Linked DNA regions of Homo sapiens: region 1 is linked to region 2. The links are chromatin loops, found by intact Hi-C in ENCODE. Cell type or tissue: A673. All regions are shown on one strand. Links, peaks and the distances in the headings refer to the core of each region. The heading gives the core; the rest is flanking DNA. Region 1 overlaps PDIA5 (protein disulfide isomerase family A member 5). Region 2 overlaps SEC22A (SEC22 homolog A, vesicle trafficking protein).

The links. Peaks named below come from ENCODE experiments on the same cell type or tissue, not always from the same donor. Only the 100,000 strongest peaks of a DNase experiment are listed, where the experiment ranks them.
Region 1: a loop joins it to region 2, with 2.8 times the contacts of the local background. A loop is called at or near these places in 2 of 110 quality-filtered maps.

What each region holds. Positions count from the first base shown.
Region 1 is chr3:123,149,540-123,159,758 of GRCh38, reverse strand. It overlaps PDIA5 (protein disulfide isomerase family A member 5), which reads right to left. Exons shown (of 17, transcript NM_006810.4): 14 at 9,395-9,525; 15 at 4,718-4,788. Among named protein-coding and RNA genes, the nearest start is that of MIR7110, 7.1 kb to the left of the region's middle. RefSeq lists enhancers at 2,590-3,089, 5,131-5,631. In A673, for the core only: a CTCF peak has its summit at 6,368; a DNase peak (open chromatin) is centred at 7,528; H3K27ac peaks cover 3,941 bases.
Region 2 is chr3:123,252,747-123,262,965 of GRCh38, reverse strand. SEC22A (SEC22 homolog A, vesicle trafficking protein) reads right to left here. Exons shown (of 7, transcript NM_012430.5): 6 at 3,377-3,442. Among named protein-coding and RNA genes, the nearest start is that of SEC22A, 56 kb to the right of the region's middle. In A673, for the core only: a CTCF peak has its summit at 3,948; a DNase peak (open chromatin) is centred at 3,975.

The sequences.
Region 1 (10,219 bases), core at 3,433-8,432, 100 kb after region 2:
TACTCTTCAGCTATGTAACATTCTATACGGTGAGACTTTTAAAATGGAGTTTACAAACTTGCTGCCTGCAATCTGTATCTGGCTCTCAGTCCTCTTCTATTTGGCCCACATTGAATTTAACAACAACAAAAAAAATAAATCTGAATTAGCTCCAACATAGAAATGGAGCCAGAAGATTTAATACAACAATTTGGCTTTCCAGCTTCTCTTTAAAAGTCAGAAGACTTGATGGCACTTACCCTGCAGTCTCACAGGTGACAACTGGCTGGGCAGAGAGGCAGCTGTCCTTCAGGTAGGCTAAACATACCTTCCCCAGCACCCCCTGGAGCCCAGTTCACCCAGGCCAGCAGACTGGCCCCTATGCACTTCTGATAACCGCAGCCCACCTCTAACGCACTTTATTATTTAAAAACATGAGGCAGATGCTCCCCTGGCCAAATTGTGGGGTTCCATTTCTCAGGGCAGGTGCTATGGGGCCCTGCCCAGGGACACGGGCATCCACATACTTTCCTTCCCTGCAGCCAGAGGCTGAGGCCCCATGCCCAGCCCGGGCCAGGAGCTGCTGCTCCGCCATGAAAGTGCTGGATGAACATGGCTCTGGGCTGCTGCTCTCCCTGCATCTGCTTTAAATTATGAATTTAATTTGTATACAATGCCCTGGAGCTATTGGAAATATAGTGTATGGTTTTATAAATCTACTAAATTAGAAATGTATACTTGTTCTGAATCACCTAAACTAGCTGCCAGCCGCACACATGGAATGCAACTTCTAGCTGCAAAGGTGAATCCACGCGCGTTTTCCACAGAAGAAGAGACAAATGCGTCCTCCCCAAAGGCAGCAGCTTAGACTCTTTGGAAAGAAGGCAGCGAATAAAGCTCTTCTCAGCTATTGAAATTTCACCTAAATGCCTGTCCCCTTACACCCAACTCAAGATTTGCACTGATCACCTGCAACACAGAACACCTACGATTTCTCAATTTGTTCTATGGTGGTTGGTACAAATCCTGGGGCACACGCTGCTGGTGTCCTGCCACATCCCCTCAGACCAGCCCTTGCCACAGCACCTGCTACTCTCAGCCTCAGAGCATCCTCCCAGCCTCAAGGAGCTGGACGTAAGGCCAATGACAGATGGGGGTCTAGAACAAGGACCCTGGCTTCTTTGGCCTTTGAGTGGAACAGCTCTGTGTCACGTTTCCTGGTGAGGTCTCCTGTGGGACTGAGCCTTGGTGACTCATCCAGTCATCTGCCCATAAAACACCTGCTTTGGTTCCTCCCCTTTCGTGTCTCACTTCCAGGGTCCTCTCTGAACTTCCTGAGATCACTTCCCAAATAAATTCCCTGCACATGAGCCCAGGAGCAGGGTCTGCTTCTGGGAGAACTCAAACTCTGACAATGCCTGTTTGCGATTCTCACTCTGCCCCTCTCCAGCTGAGAAACTAGCATATGATCTCTCTAAGATTCAATCACCTCTTCAGCAATATGAGCACTGTAACAATACCTAGTTGAGCAAGCTATTGTAAGGACAACATGATGTAAGAAATGCTTTCAGTGGAAGAAGAGCTCGCAGTAAATATCAAATATGTTATATTGTTCCTTCACCTAGTCAACATTTACACAGGTCTAAGGTGTCATGACTGTGGGGAGTTCAAGGACAAATGAGGTCTCTGTCCTGAGGGAGCTTTCACTTGGAAAAGGCAGTAGCCAGCCTCATAAACAGGAGGACCTACATGTCATGGCCAGATTCCAGCAGTGAAGTGGGCCCATGGCAGAGGTGGGGCCCCCACTGCCTCAGGGCCTCCCTCTAAGGGTGACCTTCACACCTGGCCCCACACCACCCCCAGCCTGCACACCTTGACGTGCAGTGAAAGGTGAGCCCCCCACCTGCTTGCCAGCCCACCACAGGTCCTGTCTGCCTTGCCCCTTCAATAACACCATCTGTTCCAACACTAACACTTTGCATTCCTTTCCCCACCAGTGTGCCAACCGATAAAGTCCCCAAGTAAGCTCCCGGGAGGGGGTGGAGGCTCCCCTGCTAAAATATGAGCTGCCACACACAGCTTTATTGATTCAGTAAAATAAATCTCTGCAGGAGCTAATATTGACTTTGGCTATGAAAATGGAAGTGAACAACCAACTGCATATTGATTGGGATAGGAACAGGGGCTGGCTTCTGGGTGGAAAAACCCCACAATTCCAGCTAAGAAGTGGCAGCTTGGGGTGTCAGGAGACCCAGTTCTGGCTGTCAGTGACCCGCTGGGCATTCCTGAACAAGGGACACAGCTCCTCTCTGGGCCTGGATCCCTCACGAGTAAAGGGAGAGGGGACAGGCCAACAGTCCCCACACACCAGCCTGTGGCCAGCACAAGAGCCAGCTCTTAAAAACCACAAATTTCCAGCACCATCCCCCAGAGACTCTGATCTGATAGTTGTAGGATGGGACCCAGTAGTCACAGTGCCATGCCTGGAGCACAGAGTGGGCACCAGTAAGTTCAGCCCCCCAGGCCAGATGGCTGGCTTCCCTGATGTCATGAATATAACCTCCAGGAAACCCAGGCAGGCCACCTGCCTCAGACAGAGAGGTTATGAAGTGCATTCCTGAATGCAAGTGAGGGTGATCCCTGGCTTGGAATAAAGGAAGCTGAAAGGAGAGACAGAGGGAATAAGAGACAGGAGGACTGAACCCAGGAAAAGGCCACAACACCACTGGCCCAAGACAATCAAGCAAAGGTGTGTCAGTGTCTAAGCGGAGGGGAGCATCAAGGAAATGGGCCCCCATGTAGCAGTGCAGGGGGAATGGGAAGAGAAGACGTGGGCTCTCAGCTGCCCGCTGGAGGCCTGGCAAGTCTGGCCTCACCTGCACTGATGTGGGTCAGGCCACAGGACAGCCTCAGCGGCGGTCTAGTGGGCAGAAAGGGGCCACGTCAATGGGGCTGCCCCTTCAGGGTTTCCCCAGCCCCCTCGGTGCCTCAGCTGGACCACGCTCCCTGACACCATGCTCCCCAGCATGGCTGGGAGGGCAAGCCCAGGATCTGTCTGCCAGTCATGCCTCAGGACCCTCACAGATCTCCTGGGGCCTATGGAGACCTGAGTGTCCAGTGGGACAGGGAGATGGCACACCTCAGCCTTTCTCCTGCTGCCCAGAGCACCCAGCATTCTGGGTGGCACGTGATGGACGTCAATACAGAGTGGCAGCTATTCCGGTCCTGTGGACTGGCAGCCCAGGCCATGCTGGATATCGTGGGACCACCAAGCAGGAGCAACTACCCTGTGCTGTGCACAAGTGGGTGGGAACAATGAGGGACATGGACACGGGAAGGAAGCCCCTGCTGCCATACCCCACTCAGTGCAGGGAAAGGGGCAGGCAGAGGAGAAAACGCTTCTGGTCCTTGTACTCCCTTCTGGTGGGGGTGAGGGGTGCCTCAAAGCCGCAGCCAGGGCTTTCGGGTAACAATGGGACCTCCTGACTCCAGAGAGAGTCCTGGGCTCTGGGTCTAAGTGAGAATCAGGTTCCCAGTTCATCCCCACTCTGCCTGCATGGGCCTGTCCCCAGCCTGGCTTCCTTTGGCTTTATGTCCCTGTAAAGTTCTCATTACCCCATCTCTGCCACTGTCTCTGGGCCTGTTAAGGTGATCCTAGCACCTGTATCTCTGCTCCCACAAGGTCTGGATGGTACCTTTAGGCCTGACCTCCTGTTGGCCTTGATCAAAACTTCAAACCCTGCCCACCCGGCCCTGGGATGGTCATCTGTCTCTGCTTGTGAGGGCTGCTCCACTAATACCTGCTCCCCTTTCCTGCCTCGGCTGAACTTCCGTCTAGGCCTGCTTGGCCTGTTTATCATCTAGGACTCTATGCTCAGCTTATGCCTGGCCTTGGTTCCTTCCAGCCTGCCCTGGCCCCACCTGGGATTCCACCCAGGAAAGTAAGGCACCCCTGCACGTGACTCTGGGTTTGGGTGTGTGTGAATGCAGATCCCACGTGACTGCCAGCTTCTAGGGCCTGTTAGGCCAGAGGTTCCCATGACTGAGTCTCAGGGCTGGGAGGAATGTTTGCAGTCCTCTGCACCAGTGCTCCGCCTGGCATGGATGAGAAGGGAACTCAAAGGCTGGCAGTCAATCACACTTCCCCGAATTCAGGGGTATTTCCCTGCCCCACAAGCCCTCTCCCAGCAGAAGCCCCCACTGCACCAGCTGCCTGGGGGATGTGCCTGGGGGACGCGCCTGGAGGCCCTGCACTCTAATCCAATCTGCAGCTCTAGCTTGTTAATTTTATGCTTCATCAGTCGGCAGCTGCAGGAGCCTTTCACTTAGGCAGGGCGAGGCTCCACTGACATGGCCTTGCTCTCCTCCACCATGGCATCCTCCAGTTGACTTTTGTTGGATTTTTAAATTTGTATTTTTAATTATATAAGTAATGCATGATGACAATCCTACAGTAAAAAGGTTCAAACACTAAAAAAGTAAATAGATGACCCCTTTAACCATCCCTCTCCTCCAAGTAAGTGCTGGAATGGTTCAGCATATCCCTTTTAGTTGATTTTGCAGCATAAATCCAGCCTGCCCTATCTTCCTTCTAAAGAGAATGTCCTGGTTCCCAAGGAATTTCCTGCTTACAGGTCTTAGCAGACCTGCCCCTGTTTGGGGAAGGACCTGAATGACAAGAAGGAAGGTGTAGGAATTAGCTGCAGGCAGATCAAGAGATGAAGAGCGCTGTCCTTACCTTTCGGTCATCTTTGAAGGCATCAGCAGTAGCAGTAAAGTGCGGAATGACCTTCTTACAGTGTGGGCACCCTGTGTGAGAGGGGAAGAGAGCACACAGGACTGTGATGCATGTGCAGGGAGGCTGCAGGGCCAGGGACCCTTCCTGAAAGCTCCAGAGAGGGCTCTCCAGGAGCTCCCCACTGCCCGCCACACTGTCAGGGTCCTTTTGTCAACCTTGCCACTCTAACCACCTCCCACCCATGTCTGATCTATTGGTAGGGGGGACTGGTAGGAGTCCCTGTCACAAGCATCATATGCTCCTGCCCAGGCTGGGGGGCGATGGTCACTGTAGTCTAGTTCTGCTCCTTCCACAGAGGACGAGGAACAGCCTGATCTTGGGGGCAGAGGGAGCTTTGGGCTTAAAGAGGAAGGCACGGGATTCTCAGAGCCGCTACAATCTTCTCTTGCTCCAGGGACAATAGCAAATCTCTCCATTTCCTGACTGAGAGGAAGTGGCGTTGGGAAATGCAGGGTGGGGGGATTTTGGGGCAACTACTCTGCACCCACTGCTCATGATTTGCTGCTAACTTCTGCATTCCTAGCAACCTCCACCCAGCCCAGACTGTGAGCAGCCAAATCAGGCCCTGGTCCCCAGGTCTCCATCTACTCTTTGCTCTACAATAACCAGAACCTCAAAGCCAGGAACAGGAAGGCCATGGTCAGGGTAAGAGGGAGAGGAGCTACGGGAAGTCACCAGGCAGTCCTCAGGTCCCTTGATGCTCCCTGTCCCAGGGAGAAGGCTTGTCAGAGCAGCCTAAGGCCTTTGAGCTATACTGGGGCCCCTACCTCCAGCATCTGTCTCTTGTTCTGGGCATCACCCTGAGCCCCAACTCTGACCTCAGTGTCTCAGAAGCAGGGTAGGGACCTCTGTGGGGGCCACTTTCTCCTCCTGTCCTGGTGAGCCCAGGAGCTGCAGGCTGATCCAGCCCTTCCCTCAGCACTAACAGATCAGAACCCAAACCCCCCTCCTCTCTCAGCCCTTTCCCAGTCACTGGTGAACAGAACTGTCCAGGGCACAGAAGGGCTCTGAGGGGAGGGTTTCCCTGAGCAAGGGGAGGCTCCAGCCCACACCTCTACGTCAGCCAGCCTCCCTCAGCCTCGGGAAGGCAGAGATGCCACGGTGGGAACAGAAACGGCTTTGCTCATCTACTTTCTCCTTTTTAAAATAAGATAATAATGACTGGCATTTCAAAGGGTTTTGTGAAACCAAATTAAGGCTAAGCTACAAGTTTAATCTGAATTTAGTCCTTGAGCCAGTCTTGAGATGAGCAGGACCACCCACATGGCCTGGCTGGCAGAGTGGCCAGCTGGCCCAGAGCATTGTGGGGGGTGATGGGGGGTGGGGGTGTAGAGGGCTTTGCCAAGTCTCATGCAGAAGGAGCAGAAGAGACCTGGGCCAGTGATGGGTTATATCAGAAATGAGACAAGCACAGCTTAGCAATGTGCCTAGCACAGCCTAGCTCATGGCAGAGACTGGATGATTTTTTAATAGCCTAAAATGGAAATTACAAGTAACACTTCACTAATTTGACATAACAGAAAGAAAAATAGCTCAAATTCATGAAAATGTCACACTATAAAGGGATGATGTTATAAAATTTTCAAAACACTTAAAGAGCGCAATCTACTGGTTAACAAGGTATGTCACAGACAGCTCCTGCAGGCAGCTGCAGGCCCCTTGTGTGTGGCCTATGCCCATAATAGCATTAGGCTGGCGAAAATAACCACCCCCCTTCCTCAAAACCTGGTTTCACTATTAATTTTTCCTTTTTAACCTCTTTGTTCATTGAAAGTCTAAAGGTAACTGTCAGCCTAGTGTAAATTCCTGTTACCATCAATTTAAAATATCTAGGCCTCAGATTAATGGCTTTCTGTTGCATCTAATTTTCTCATTATCCGAAAGAAAGAGTGGGGCCAATGAGTAATGGGAGGGAGGGCTGTTTCAGAAAGTGCATGAAGATGCTTCCAAGAGGTGTCAGGAGGGCCAGATGTGGATGATTTTTTTTATTTAATGTAGGCTTAAAAAAAAAAAAAAGGCACTGCCTCTGTGTAGCAGAAAACCAAAGACGCCTCCCAGAGTGGGGAAAGAGGAACAAAGACTGAGGACAGGCTGGACAATTGCAGTTCTAGAGACTCCGCCAAGCTGGCCTGAGAAGGGCAGTCACCATGACCAGACCATTCAGCGTAAAAGGAACAATGAAACAGCAGGAGGAAGAGCTGTGCAGAAGCTGGGGAGACAGGATGCAGGGGCAGACATGGTGGGAGAAGGGATGTGGGAGGTGGAGAGATGTGAGGGGAGGTAAGATGTTGGGGTGAGGCAGCTAGAAGGGGAGCAGGAACGTGTGGGTATGCTGCTTTTCCTTTAGACCTCTATCAGGCATTTGACTTTACTATTTGACATTTCTGTAGTGTTTAGATCCTTCATATATAAAAAGTATATAGTATATGCCATATTTATATATAAAAATAGGTATTATTATTTTCATTATTAAAAAGTCAAAAGATGTATCTTTTTTGTCCTTGGAAAGTCTTCCCCCTGTAACCCACTGATAAAGATGTATGTCCCTGGGGCAAGGTTTAGGGACAGAAAAACGCAGTAACAGAAATGAAGAAACTCTAAGGACCAAGCCCTCTGCCAGAGGTTGAGTCACTCAGTGACCCTGCCCTGGATGGATTGTGTTTAGAATTTTGTCAGGGTAGACAGTGAGCCCCTCAAGGCCTGGCAGGGACATGTCTCCCTCCCTTGTACCCTGGGCCCTAGACACTGCACAGCACAGAGCTGATATTTGATGGGTAGGTGGAAGACAGGTGGGAAGGCAGGCGGGAAGGCAGGCAGGCTGGAAGGCAGAAAGGAAGGCAGGCAGGAAGGAAGGCAGGAAGGAAGGAAGGAAGGAAGGAAGGCAGGAAGGCAGGAAGGAAGGCAGGAAGAAAGGCAGGCAGGAAGGAAGGCAGGCAGGAAGGAAGGCAGGCAGGAAGGAAGGCAGGAAGGAAGGAAGGAAGGAAGGCAGGAAGGCAGGAAGGAAGGCAGGAAGGAAGGCAGGCAGGAAGGAAGGCAGGCAGGAAGGAAGGCAGGAAGGAAGGAAGGCAGGAAGGAAGGCAGGCAGGAAGGAAGGCAGGCAGGAAGGCGGGCAGGAAGGAAGGAGGGCAGGAAGGAAGGCAGGCAGGCAGGAAGGCAGGCAGGCAGGCAGGCAGGAAGGCAGGCAGGCAGGAAGGCAGGCCAGGCAGGCAGGCAGGCAGGCAGGCAGGCAGGCAGGCAGGCAGGCAGGAAGGAAGGAGTTGTAGATCTTTGGCAGCCCAAAAGGGTAAGAGTCTCTCCCAGATTCCCTGGGGATTCAAGCACCTGTCGGTCCCAGCAGCCAGGGTCAGGGTGGCGGGGGGCTTATGTCTGCTATGAAGGCCCCTCAGTCAGGGAGGAGCTGAAGAGAGGCAGAGGAAGCACTGGGCTCTGGTCCAGAGGTCTGGGGGAAAGTATTTCGTCTGGTCAAGGGCTTCCACTCCTGCAGCCAGGTTCTCACTTGCTGCTGAAAACACTCTCACTCTCTGGACTGTGCCTGTGACATAGAGAGAGCCATCCAGGCTGCGGGAGGGGCCTGCCACTAACTTGCCCCATGGCCTTGGGCAAGGCTCAGTCCTCCACCCCCTAATGCCAGAGGGAAGATGTCAGCTCCCGAAAATTTTCAGGCTTCTGGGCACACTCTACAGACCGAAGAGGACAGCCGGAAGCTCTGTAAGGGACTGGGAGAGGACAAGTCCCACTCTGAGAAGGAAAGGCAGAAAGAGATGGGCAGGGAGGCTGCCTCAAGGAGGGGCTGAGGCTGTGGCGGCCCCTCTCAGACCCTGAGAACACACAGACTCCACGGATTACTGACACTTGAAAGGTGGGGACGGGGGAGCCAACAGGAGGGCCAGCTACAACTGAGCAGGTTTATGGCTAGATGGAGCTGCCTGGCTTCTCTGTAGACTGCAGCTTTTATTATCCTCACTCCATTAAGCTGAGCTGTAACCTGGGGGAGAGAGAGAAGGGCAGCAGAGAGTGGGAAATTCTAAGAACCTTTCATTGTAAGTATCAATTAACAACTTCAAAATGGGAATACACAGAAACCTGAGGTCACCGATGCCAATGTCGGCAGACGTGTCACTTCCTCAGCTTGAGCTCTGATTAAAACGAGCACAGCACAGGAGCTCAGGAGCGAATGTGGCTGTGCCTATGCCACGGCTCCAGAGCCATCTGGAAGGGCAGGGAGAGGGGGTTCCAAGGTGCTGAAGATAAGTCAGTGTCTGGAGAAGGAAGAGGGGGCGGGGACAGCTGAGGGGTGGGAAGTGTGCAGGTAGGGGACAGGGGCATGGAGGAGCCCAGGGACAAGAGGGGACGAGCACAGAGGCAGAGGGCTTTAGGACAGACACGAGAAAGGCTGCCCCAAAGGAAGGAGAGCCCGACGAGTCTGACAAAAGGAGGCCCTGGATTTGAAGGACCTCTTAGCCTGGAATAAAATTGGAGAGCCTGGTTCATAATGGAGATGACCCTGGGATCCATCAGCGGCTGCCTTGGTCCCTGGGGTGGGTGTGCGGGTCTTTTTGGTTTGGTGGGGCCAAACCCCTCTTACTGTGCCACTCAGTGAGCACCCAAGCTACTTACAAGGGGCGTAGAACATGACCAAGGTGTGTTTCTTCTTCTTCAGGGTCTCCCGGAAGTTGTCCCCCACCAGGTGCAACACGCTTGTCTGCTGCTCTTCCCACGTGGGCTCTGGGGGCGGGGGGGCCTCAGGGCTGCAAGAAGCCAGGGGAGTGGGGAGGCAGCCATAAGGAGAGATTTTTAGATGGGCAAGGAAATCCACCCTCAATGTCCCAACCACTCGGGGGAACATGCATGAAGAAACCACTACAATCCTTCTAAAATTTCATTTTAAAACCACAGTTTAAACACAAACAAATCTGTGCCACCAGCAAAGACCTTCCCTGATTCCCTCTGAGGAGCCCATTAAGGAGCCATTTTGTAAAATATGGAAGACTTGACACCATTTCAGGTCAGGGCAGCCCCCCCAGTTGTGGGCCACGAACTCCTTGACAAGAGCATAGAGGCACCTCTGCTTGGACTCCCAGGCCCCTCCTTTCTGCCCCCTCTAGGACCCTACATGATCGTTCATTATCTTCTGGTTCTCAGCTTCTGTTCTGGTGGAGAGCATGGGCCAAGGAGTGAGGCGGGCCTGGGTTCAAGTCCAGATGACTTACCAGCTGTGCAACCTTAGGTAAGTTACTAAACCCCTCTGAGCCTCCGTTTTCTTTTCTGTTAAATGAGGACAATGGGATCTTTATGAAGAGCAGAGAATGTATGAAAAGCATCTACTCAGTCAAGGAACTAATATTTACTGAGAGCCTAGATGCTCTAATAAATGCCAGGCATTGGATAAATGTTATTGCTTCTCAGTCTCTTGCTGTCCACTGGGTCCCTCCACTCTGCCTC
Region 2 (10,219 bases), core at 1,691-6,690:
ACCGTTTTATATAGTTTTGCAAGATGGTAACATTGGGGGAAACCAGTAAAGGGTACGTAAGATCTCTCTTGCAACTCCACGTAAATCTACAATTATCCCAAAATAAAAAGTTTAATTAGAAAAACTTTACCCATACACATATGTCTAAAACTTACTTTAAAAACAACTACAGAAGCTCCTTGGCTTACGATAGGGTCACATCCTGATATACTCATTATAAGTTGAAAATATCCTAAGTTAAAAATGTATTTAATACAATTAACTTACCAAACATCATAGCTTAGCCTAGCCTACCTTAAACATGCTCAGAACTTTGGCCTACAGCTGGGCAAAATCATCTAATACAAAGCCTATTTTATTCAAATATATTCATTATCTCATGTAATTTATTGAATAGTGTGCTGAAAACCAGAATGGTCATGTGAGTACCTGAAACATAGTTTCTACTGAGTGCATATCACTTTTGCATCATTAGAAAGTAAAAAAAGTTCCAAGTCGGGGATGGTGTGTTTATACACGCTATATGCACATACATAGAGAGTGAGATAAAGAAGGTGTTGCAAGATGTTAACAATTGATGACTCTAAGTATACTGGTTTTTCAACTTTTCTGTAAGTTTCAAGTTTTCAAAGTAAAACATTGAGGGAACAGGAAGTCTCTAGTTTCTTCACTGATCCTTTGCTTTCCTATTTGAAATGTTCCATATCAAGATTAATCCTATCAGGCTGAGCTCTGGGCTTCCATAAGCACCTGCATCCTGAAGAAAAAGATGACAAACCATGTGGTAATGGCTTTTCAGATCTGATCTAAAGAGGATTTAAAAATATCCTGACAACTGGAGACAGAGCATGTTATATGGTAAAACATAATTACTTAAGTTTTACTGTGGGGGAAAAAAACAGCATTATTATCACCCTGCTCATCATATTTAGAAAGCAGGCAGTTTCATGCCTTTCAATATGAAGGAAATTAGTTTTCTGCTTTTCTTTTTTAAAGCATGAATTTGTTTACTTCTCTCAAGTAAAAGAACACCTGAGTGACACCACTCTACCACGAAGCAACTCTCAGAACTACTCGAGGCTGTTCTGGGAAGTGTAACAGAGGTATGCCTATCTATAGCCTGGTAGTCACCTGCTCTGAAGTCACAAAGATCTGGGTTTAAGTCACTAACAAGCTATAAGAACTGTCTATACCTCAGTGAGGACGATATAATGGTATATCCTCCTTTTTGTGAGGATTTAATGGTACAATGACTATAAAAGGCTTAACACAAAATAAGAGCTCAATACATTCTGCCATTATTACTAAGCATTTACAATTACTTAAGACAAAGCAACCAAAACTTGTATTTTATAAGAATGATTATTCATAAAATTATATTAAATACCTCACAGTTTTAGATAAAAATCAAATGAGATCATGTGTATAGTTATAAAATTATAACTTTATTACATTATAAAAATTACACAAATTAGGAATTTTGCCTACAGACAGCATGATATAGTAGACAGAACACAATACTGAAAATCAGACACCCAGAGTTAAGTACTGACTCTACCACTTTCTGATTATGTGATCTCAGGACAGTACTGAAACTGTCTCCGTTTTCTCACTTTAAAAAATGAGATATTATCCCTTTTGTGACAGGATAGAAATTAAAATAGAAAATATATACAAGAATATTTCATAAAATTAAAGCACTATGTGACATTAACAAATATGTTTTCACATTTCCTGCATGAAGTGTCACTCATCACCATTAAATCTGTCAGATTTGACAGAAAATTTCTGAAGATAATATAAATGGTTAAGAAAATCAAGCAATTTTTTTGGTCAGGCGCGGTGGCTCACGCCTGTAATCCCAGCACTTTGGGAGGCCGAGGTGGGCGGATCACAAGGTCAGGAGATCAAGACCATCCTGGCTAACATGGTGAAACGTCATCTCTACTAAAAATACAAAAAATTAGCTAGGCATGGTGGCAGGAGCCTGTATTCCCAGCTACTCGGGAGGCTGAGGCAGGAGAATGCCGTGAACCTGGGAGGCGGAGCTTGCAGTGAGCCGAGATCGCACAACTGCACTCCAGCCTGGGCGACAGAGCGAGACTCCGTCAAAAAAAAAAAAAAAAGAAAAAGAAAATCAAGTGATTTTAAAAAATGAGGCCACTGGAACTAAAATGTCTAATGTCTTTACATAAAAGTCAAATACATATATTCAAAATACGTCCCTAAAGACGTCCACTGAACTTTAGGTAGTCTTATATTTGCAGTTCTGACTCTTAACATTTTTTCTAATTCAAGCTAGAAAAATGTGTCACTTACAAAAAAGTTAGGTCAAAAAGCCTTGCTTGCTGTAACACGTTTTAACAAAGACATTCTTGCATTTGGGTAACTGGTAACTTCCTTTCCTACAAATGTGTGCCTCCTCTGGCCTTGGAAATGTGACTATCAGTCTCCATGTCACCAAGGTGCAAAATCTCTTCCCTCCTTAAGTTTCACAGTCTTCAAGTCCCAGTGAGTCTTCCTTCTCAATGTCTATTTTTTTCTATCCTCACTGCCATTACCATATGTTGGCTTTCATTACCTTCTACCTGTAGTAATAATTCCAAACCAATTTCCTTGCTTCCAGTCTCTCTGCTCTTACAGTCCATTCTATTCATTACTGCTAAATTGAATCCTAAAATCCTGTTTTTACTGTGCTGTTCTCTATTCAAAAACTTCCCTCCAATACAAAATCCTCAGCCTAGAGTATAAGTAGAACCTGGAAGCTGAATAATCAACCACCAGAAAATCTAGTAGTTTTTTTTTTTTTTTTTTTTTTTTTTTTTTTTTTTTTTGAGATGTAGTCTCGCTCTGTTGCCCAGGCCGGAGTGCAGTGGCGCGATCTTGGCTCACTGCAACCTCTGCCTCCTGGGTTCAAGCAATTCTCCTGTCTCAGCCTCCCAAGTAGCTGGGACTACAGGCACACATCACCATGCCCGGCTAATTTTTGTATTTTTAGTACAGACAAGGTTTCACCGTGTTGGCCAGCTGGCCTTGAACTCCTGACCTCAAGTGATCTGCCCACCTCGGCCTCCTAAAGTGCTGGGATTACAGGCATGAGCCACCACACCCAGCCTAGAAGTAGTCTTTACTACCATAGGCAGATGACATACCACCACTGAAGCCTCAGCACAGGAAGAAGGTTAACATCAGGTTCACTGGGATGTATGTCTACTCAAAATGGAGACATAGGTCACAAAGTTAAAAGAGGCTCAAATTAAAAGAGAAGCAAAGAACTCAGAGTTTTAATAATTTATTTAAAATGCACAATTGTTAGAACTGATACCCGAAGTAAACAATAATGGTAAGTGTTTCTTTAAAATGGAAGAAAACCTACCTGGTAAAGGCAGGCTGCTGTTCCAAGGAAAAATGCAATGATGTAATTAAAATCATCACCATCACTCTGCAAAAGCAAAATAAAAGATTATTTTTGTTTCCGGTGGGAGCCCATTTCCAGAAACAATCCATCAAGATAGGATGTAACAATATTTACAAACAGTCAAAATTGTCACACACTGGTATATAGAAATTCTCAAGAGTCCTAAAATGAAAACATAAAGCACATTCTAAGACCTAAAGAGTGTGAGGTAGAGGTACAAGTGTTCCTCTTCATTTTGGCCACCCCCATCAATTTCATTCCACTCAAAAGAGGAAAACCACTGGGGAAAAGTTCTGACATAACGATAAAAGCCTCTCCTCCTACTGCTAAAAAAATCATGTAAAAATGTACAACACCCCAGTGGCTGACAAAGTTACTCCAGCTCACTAGGGTCATTACTTGATTCAAATACTGACAAACTTTACTGCTAGTAAGTATATCACTGAATTGTCCAATAAAGTAATTTGATATGATTTTTTTAAAAACTGTGAAAACTGAAAAGCTACTGTCCACTAGAGTGTGCTAAATCCCAACGTGAAAAATTAAGACTAATCAGTCTTGCATGCTATGCTAGAAAAACAGCCACCCAGAGGAAAAACAGAGATACCTCATGCATAGAATGTCTCTGAAAAGAAAACTAATGGAGACATGTAACAACCCATGCTTTCCTATGCCTTTTTGGTTCTTCTTAAATATCTACATTATCGACTTCTTTCAATGTTTTTATACAGTAAAAGATAAAGTTCGGGCAGGAGCATTACATTTTTTTTTCTTCCAGGCAGGAACATTAATTTGGCCCTTTTCTTATATTAGAGAGAAAAAAAAAACCTCTTTATACAATGATAATTTCCACAAGACACAGAAGAGTATCTCATTATCATTTCTTCATAAAATAGTATAAAGGAAAAATTCCTTTTGCACTGGTTATTGGGCAACTGATTGTAAGGCAGAGGAAAGCTGGCTTATCCTAGTGAGAAGATCTTAAAATAGGAACCACTCATCTGCCTGGGATGCTCAGGCCAGTTGCACCCCAGAGGCAAGGAAGGCCAACACCAAACCTTTCCAGTTTAATAATTCTAAAACCTTAAATAAGTTCTGCTTGATTATTTTTTCTTTAGTCCTTTACTTTTTAAATGACCTTTTTTTTTCTGATTATAAAAGTTCATGTTCATTGTAGAGAATCTGGAAAATACAGATTATACAAAGAAGAAATTAATATAACCTATAAATGCCACAACTCTGGGAAAATTACTGCCAACCCTTTCATGTATTTCCTTCCAGTCTTTTCTGTATATGTAGACACATTTTAAAAAATAGATTGATACTTTTATATACTACTTTTTAGTACTTCACAGTACTACACAAACACTTTCCCAAGACAGTAAATATTCCTCAACCACACGATTTGTAATGATTATATAACCTTTAATTGTGGGGATATACCATAATTTATTGTCCTACAATTGGATACTATAGTTTTCTCTAAATTTAGACTAACTCTCTTAATCACTCCTTCTTTTCTCTCTTTTCCTTCCTTCCTTTTTTTTTTTTTCAATGAGATGGAGTCTTGCTCTGTCACCCAGGCTGGAGTGCAGTGGCACAATCTTGGCTCACTGCAACCTCCACCTCCCAGGTTCAAGCGATTCTCCTGCCTCAGCCTTCAGAATAGTTGGGACTACAGGTGCGTGCCACCATGCCTGGCTACTTTTTTCTGTATTTTTAGTAGAGATGGGGTTTCACTGCGTTAGCCAGGATGGTCTCGATCTCCTGACCTTGTGATCTGCCCGCCTCGGCCTCCCAAAGTGCTGGGATTACAGGCGTGAGCCACTGCACCCGGCCTCTTTCTTTCGAGATTGAGTCTCGTTCTATCACCCAGCCTGGAATGCAGTGGCGCGATCTCGGCTCACTGCAACCTCTGCTTCCCAGGTTCAAGCGATTCTCCTGCCTCAGCCTCCCAAGTAGCTGGGATTACAGGCACCCATCACCATGCCTGGCCAATTTTTGTACTTTTTAGTAGAGAGTGGAGTTTCACCAGGTTGGCCAGGCTGATTTTGAACTCCTGACTTCAAGTGATCTGCCTGCCTCAGCCTCCGAAAGTGCTGGGATTACAGGCGTGAGCCACCGTGCCTGGCCTTAAATGCCTTTAAAACACTTAGGAGCATATTTCTAGAGTCAGTCAGACTTGGGTTCAAATATTTACTTATAATCTGGGACACTTATTTAATTTCCTCTTTTGAAAAATAAAAGTTGTAGAGATTAAGTGAAATAACATTTGCAAATACAAAGAAAAGTAACTGGTACATAGTAAGTACTCAGAAACATTCACTAACTCCTGTCTCCCTGGGGTTACTGTCTGTGTCACTTAAAAAATCTTTAATTGATACAGAGAAGACTGTCTACTAGCATATTATTCCATTTAATAAATATTTATCAAGCATTTACAAACCAGGTACTTTGTTACTATCCCTAGTACAGAAAAGAGTTAAGTCCAGCCAGGGCGGTGGCTCATGCCTGTAATCCCAGCACTTTGGGAGGCCGAGGTGGGCAGATCACGAGGTCAGGATATCGAGACCATCCTGGCTAACACAGTGAAACCATGTCTCTACTAAAAATACAAAAAATTAGCCGGGCGTGGTGGCGGGCACCTGTAGTCCCAGATACTCGGGAGGCTGAGGCAGGAGAATGGTGTGAACCTGGGAGGTGGAGCTTGCAGTGAGCCGAGACTGCGCCACTGCACTCCAGCCTGGGTGACAGAGCGAGAATCCACCTCAAAAAAAAAAAAAAAAAAAGGAAAGAAAAAGAAGAGTTAAGTCCACACCAACTTAAGGAGGTCACTCTAATTAAGGCAGATACGTAAGTCAATAATTACCACCCAAAGTGATAACTGATGGCACAGGTGTGTGTAGAGGATACTAAGGGAGCCCAATGGAGACACATCTAATTCTGCATAGAGAAAAAAGAAAGGCCAGGGAAGACTTCCTAGATGGAGTAAAGCTTAAACTGGGTCTTAAAGGCTGAACCAGGTAGGCAAGGTAGGAAGAGAATCAAAGGCAAAGGAAGTAGTGCGTACAGTGTCAAAGAGGGAGGAGATTAAGATTGACTCAGAGGCTTCTTGTTTAGGCAACGTTTGAATGACACCATGCACTAAGTTGGGCATATGGAAGAAAAGTAATTCAAGAGCAGAAAATACTGAGCTCACTGTGGGACATGCTATTCTAGAGCTGCTAGTGGGACATCCAAATAATTATACTTAGCAGATATTTCAGTCTGCTTCAGGAAAGAGTTTGATCCAGAGATCTAACTTGGCAGTCTTCTATTTTAATAGTAGTTAAATGAAAGGCCTATGACAACCAAGTAAAAATCTCAATTCTTGATTAGCTCCTAGATTAGAGAGAGGAACAAAACACTATATAGAACATTCTGGGGGCAACTATGGAAATTTGAATACAGATTTTCTATTAGGTAATACTATACTAATGTTAAATTCTTTGGTGTGATTAAGGTATTATGATTACGTAAAAGAATATCTTAGCTCTTAAGACATACATATTGAATTCAATTTTGGAATAAACTGAGATGATACCTACAGTATTAACTTTGAAATGACTCAGTAAAAAAAAAAAAAGAAAGAAGAAAGTAAAATGGTAGGTAGGTATATGGGGTGGATGTTAATTCTGCTGTTCTTTAAACTTTTCTATAAGTTTGAATTCTTTCAAAATAAGATGTTATGTGGTGCAGCAAAAGGAAAACGCAAATATTTAATAAAAAGTCATGCGGCCACTAAAAAGAATAGATCTCCGTGTACTGATGTGAAATAAACTCCTACATATTTTTAGACTTAAAAAGATGCAAATTAGTATTGAGTATGCTATCATTTTCATAAAAATTTTAAAAGAATAATTGCATAAGTAAATATATAAATACCTATATACTAGCATAGGCACATAATCTCCCTAGAAGGATGACTCTGAGGAAGAAAGTTGGGAGGCAATTACTTTTCTGTGAAAATATCAACTCTTATAGGCTTTGAAATTTTTATGTGCATATTTTACTGTGTGTGTGTGTATGTGTGTGTGTATGTATAAATGTATGTGTATTTTTTCAAAAAGGCCATTATGAAAGTAACCAAGAAGAGGGCATGGAGTTGGAAGAATATAAAGCCAAGGACAGAATACTGGAGAATGCCACTATGTAAAGGACAGGTGGAGGAAGAAAGTGTATCAAATAAACTGAGGAATAGGAAGAGAAAGAGAGAAACAAAACAAAACAAAACAAAACGGGAGAAAACAGTTTCATAAAAATGAACGGATGAGAGATTTGTCATGAAGAAAAATGTAAATACATTAAACTATTAACAGTGACTTGTGTCTATGTTTCCTGAAATAAAATTCATTTTTTGAAATTAAACAAGGAAATGTTTAAAAGGAAGAACATAATGACAGATGAGGCAGAGAGGGTACATAAGATAAGACTCTAAAGAGTTTCTGCTGTATTTGGCAATTGAAAGGATACTGGTGAGCTTAATGGTGGATATCTGAGAGAATTACAGGAGCAGAAAAGAGATCATAGTAGACTAAGACTCATAGGTGGGAACTGAACAATGAGAACACTTGGACACAGGAAGGGGAATATCATACACTGGGGTCTGTTGTGGGGTGGGGTGAGGGGGGAGGGATAGCATTAGGAGATATACCTAATGTAAATGACGAGTTAATGGGTGCAGCACACCAACATGGCACATGTATACATATGTAACAAACCTGCACGTTGTGCACATGTACCCTAGAACTTGAAGTATAATAAAAAAAAAGAAAAGAAAAGAAATAGAGGGTAAAGGAGCAAGACAACAAATGTAGTCTACTCTCTCAAAAAATTAGAAGAGAGCATACGTAAAGAGGCTTTTTTGGTTTTGTTATTGTTTGTTTTTTAAAGAACAGCAGGGCTGAGGGAAACGAGCCAGTAGGGAACCAGCAGATGAAATGTAGGTGAAGGAATAGCCAGAGGTTGGAAGGTGGGCAGAGGTTAGGAACAAGGACAAAAGTGGGAGTGGACAGAGGTGGGGAAACAGAGACAGGAAGGAAGGCAGAGGAGAGGAAGAAGAGGGCAGAGGTAAGGAGTTCCAATACACATTTTTATGAATGTCACTATTCACCTTTAGGGGATACTAGAGTACCAATGTATTGCTCTGAAAACAAATAAAGGACATTTTCTTTTAAAGATGAGGATGGGTCAGGGGCAGTGGCTCATGCTATGATCTTAGCACTTTGGGAGGCCAAGGTGGGAGAATTACTTGAGGCCAGGAGTTTAAGACCAACCTGGCCAACACAGCGAGACCCTGTCTCTTTAAGAAAAAAAAAGATGAGGATGAAGGTAAACAAAAGCCTCATATAATAGCCACACAATGTATTAGGAGGATACTATTAAAATGTTTATAATAATTAGGGAATATTTACTTTTTAATATTAAGTGAAAAAAGGACATAATGGATACATGTACATGTATGAAAATTTGGTGATAATTTTTATTTTATTCTTTATACATTTCCCCCAACTCTTTTTTGTTATTTTTATTTTATTTATTTATAACTTTTTTATTTTCTTTCTCCACTTTTTAATGTTATTTAATCTTTATTATCTTCTATTTTATGGCACTGTCTTGTAGGATCTCCTAATTCTTTAACAATGAATTAGCATATAATCAGAAAAAATGCTTTTATTTCTTTTGAAAGAAAGTAAGCACCACACCTTAGCATAGATATGTCACTAAATAAATGAAAAAGTTCTGTTAAGTATTAGCAGGGACATAATTTCTTTCTTTCTTTTTTTTTTTTTTTTTGAGATGGAGTCTTGCTCTGTCGCCCAGGCTAGAGTGCAATGGCACAATCTTCGGCTCACTACAACCTCCGCCTCCCAGGTTCAAGCAATTCTCCTGCCTCAGCCTGCGGAGTAACTGGGATTATAGGCACCTGCCACCGCGCTCAGTTAATTTTTGTATTTTTAGTAGAGATGGGGTTTCACCACATTGGCCAGGCTGGTCTTGAACTCCTGACCTCGTGATCCACCTGCCTTGGCCTCCCAAAGTGCTGGGATTACAAGCGTGAGCCACCGTGCCTGGCCAGCAGGGACATAATTTCTTTAAAAGGCATCAACAAGTCTATGGGAAAGAAGATAAGAAATAAAAGCAAGTTGATGACTTCTGCTTTGTAGAAGCTTTTACAAACAATTTTAGAATCCGAGAAATCTTAGATTGTCTGTCCTAAGACCTAAGAAATGGCCCCTGGGCTTATGTAGTCTAAAATCTTCATCTTGCAGAATTGCAAGATGAGATACAAGAAGGTAAAATAACCCATGCAGGGTCACAAAGTTACTGGCAGATGGGACCCAGGTATCTTAACTTCCAGGTCAGCATTTCTACTGAGATATCAAAAGATTCCATTTTTTTTCTAATGTGCCATATGCAAATTACTTCCAGGTTGGTATTAGCCTAATTAATGTAATTGTTTCAAGGTTGAGCCTTAAAGAAATACATGTAATATAAGCCAATGTGAAAAAAGCTTATGCCTTCATAAGGTATCAATTCACAAAAAACTTATTACCATCTCTAAACTCAGAGCAAAGTTAAGAAGTGAAAATAATCTAATTTATATATTACTGTGGACTCCAAAATAAACTTATGAACTTAAAAAAACTATACCCATCCTAAGCCTCCCCAGTTTAAACTTAGATACCAAGAAAAACTTCAGTGCTACGTATTTGAATAAATCCCTTGCTATCACCCTGTGAGGCAGTTAATAATCTGGAA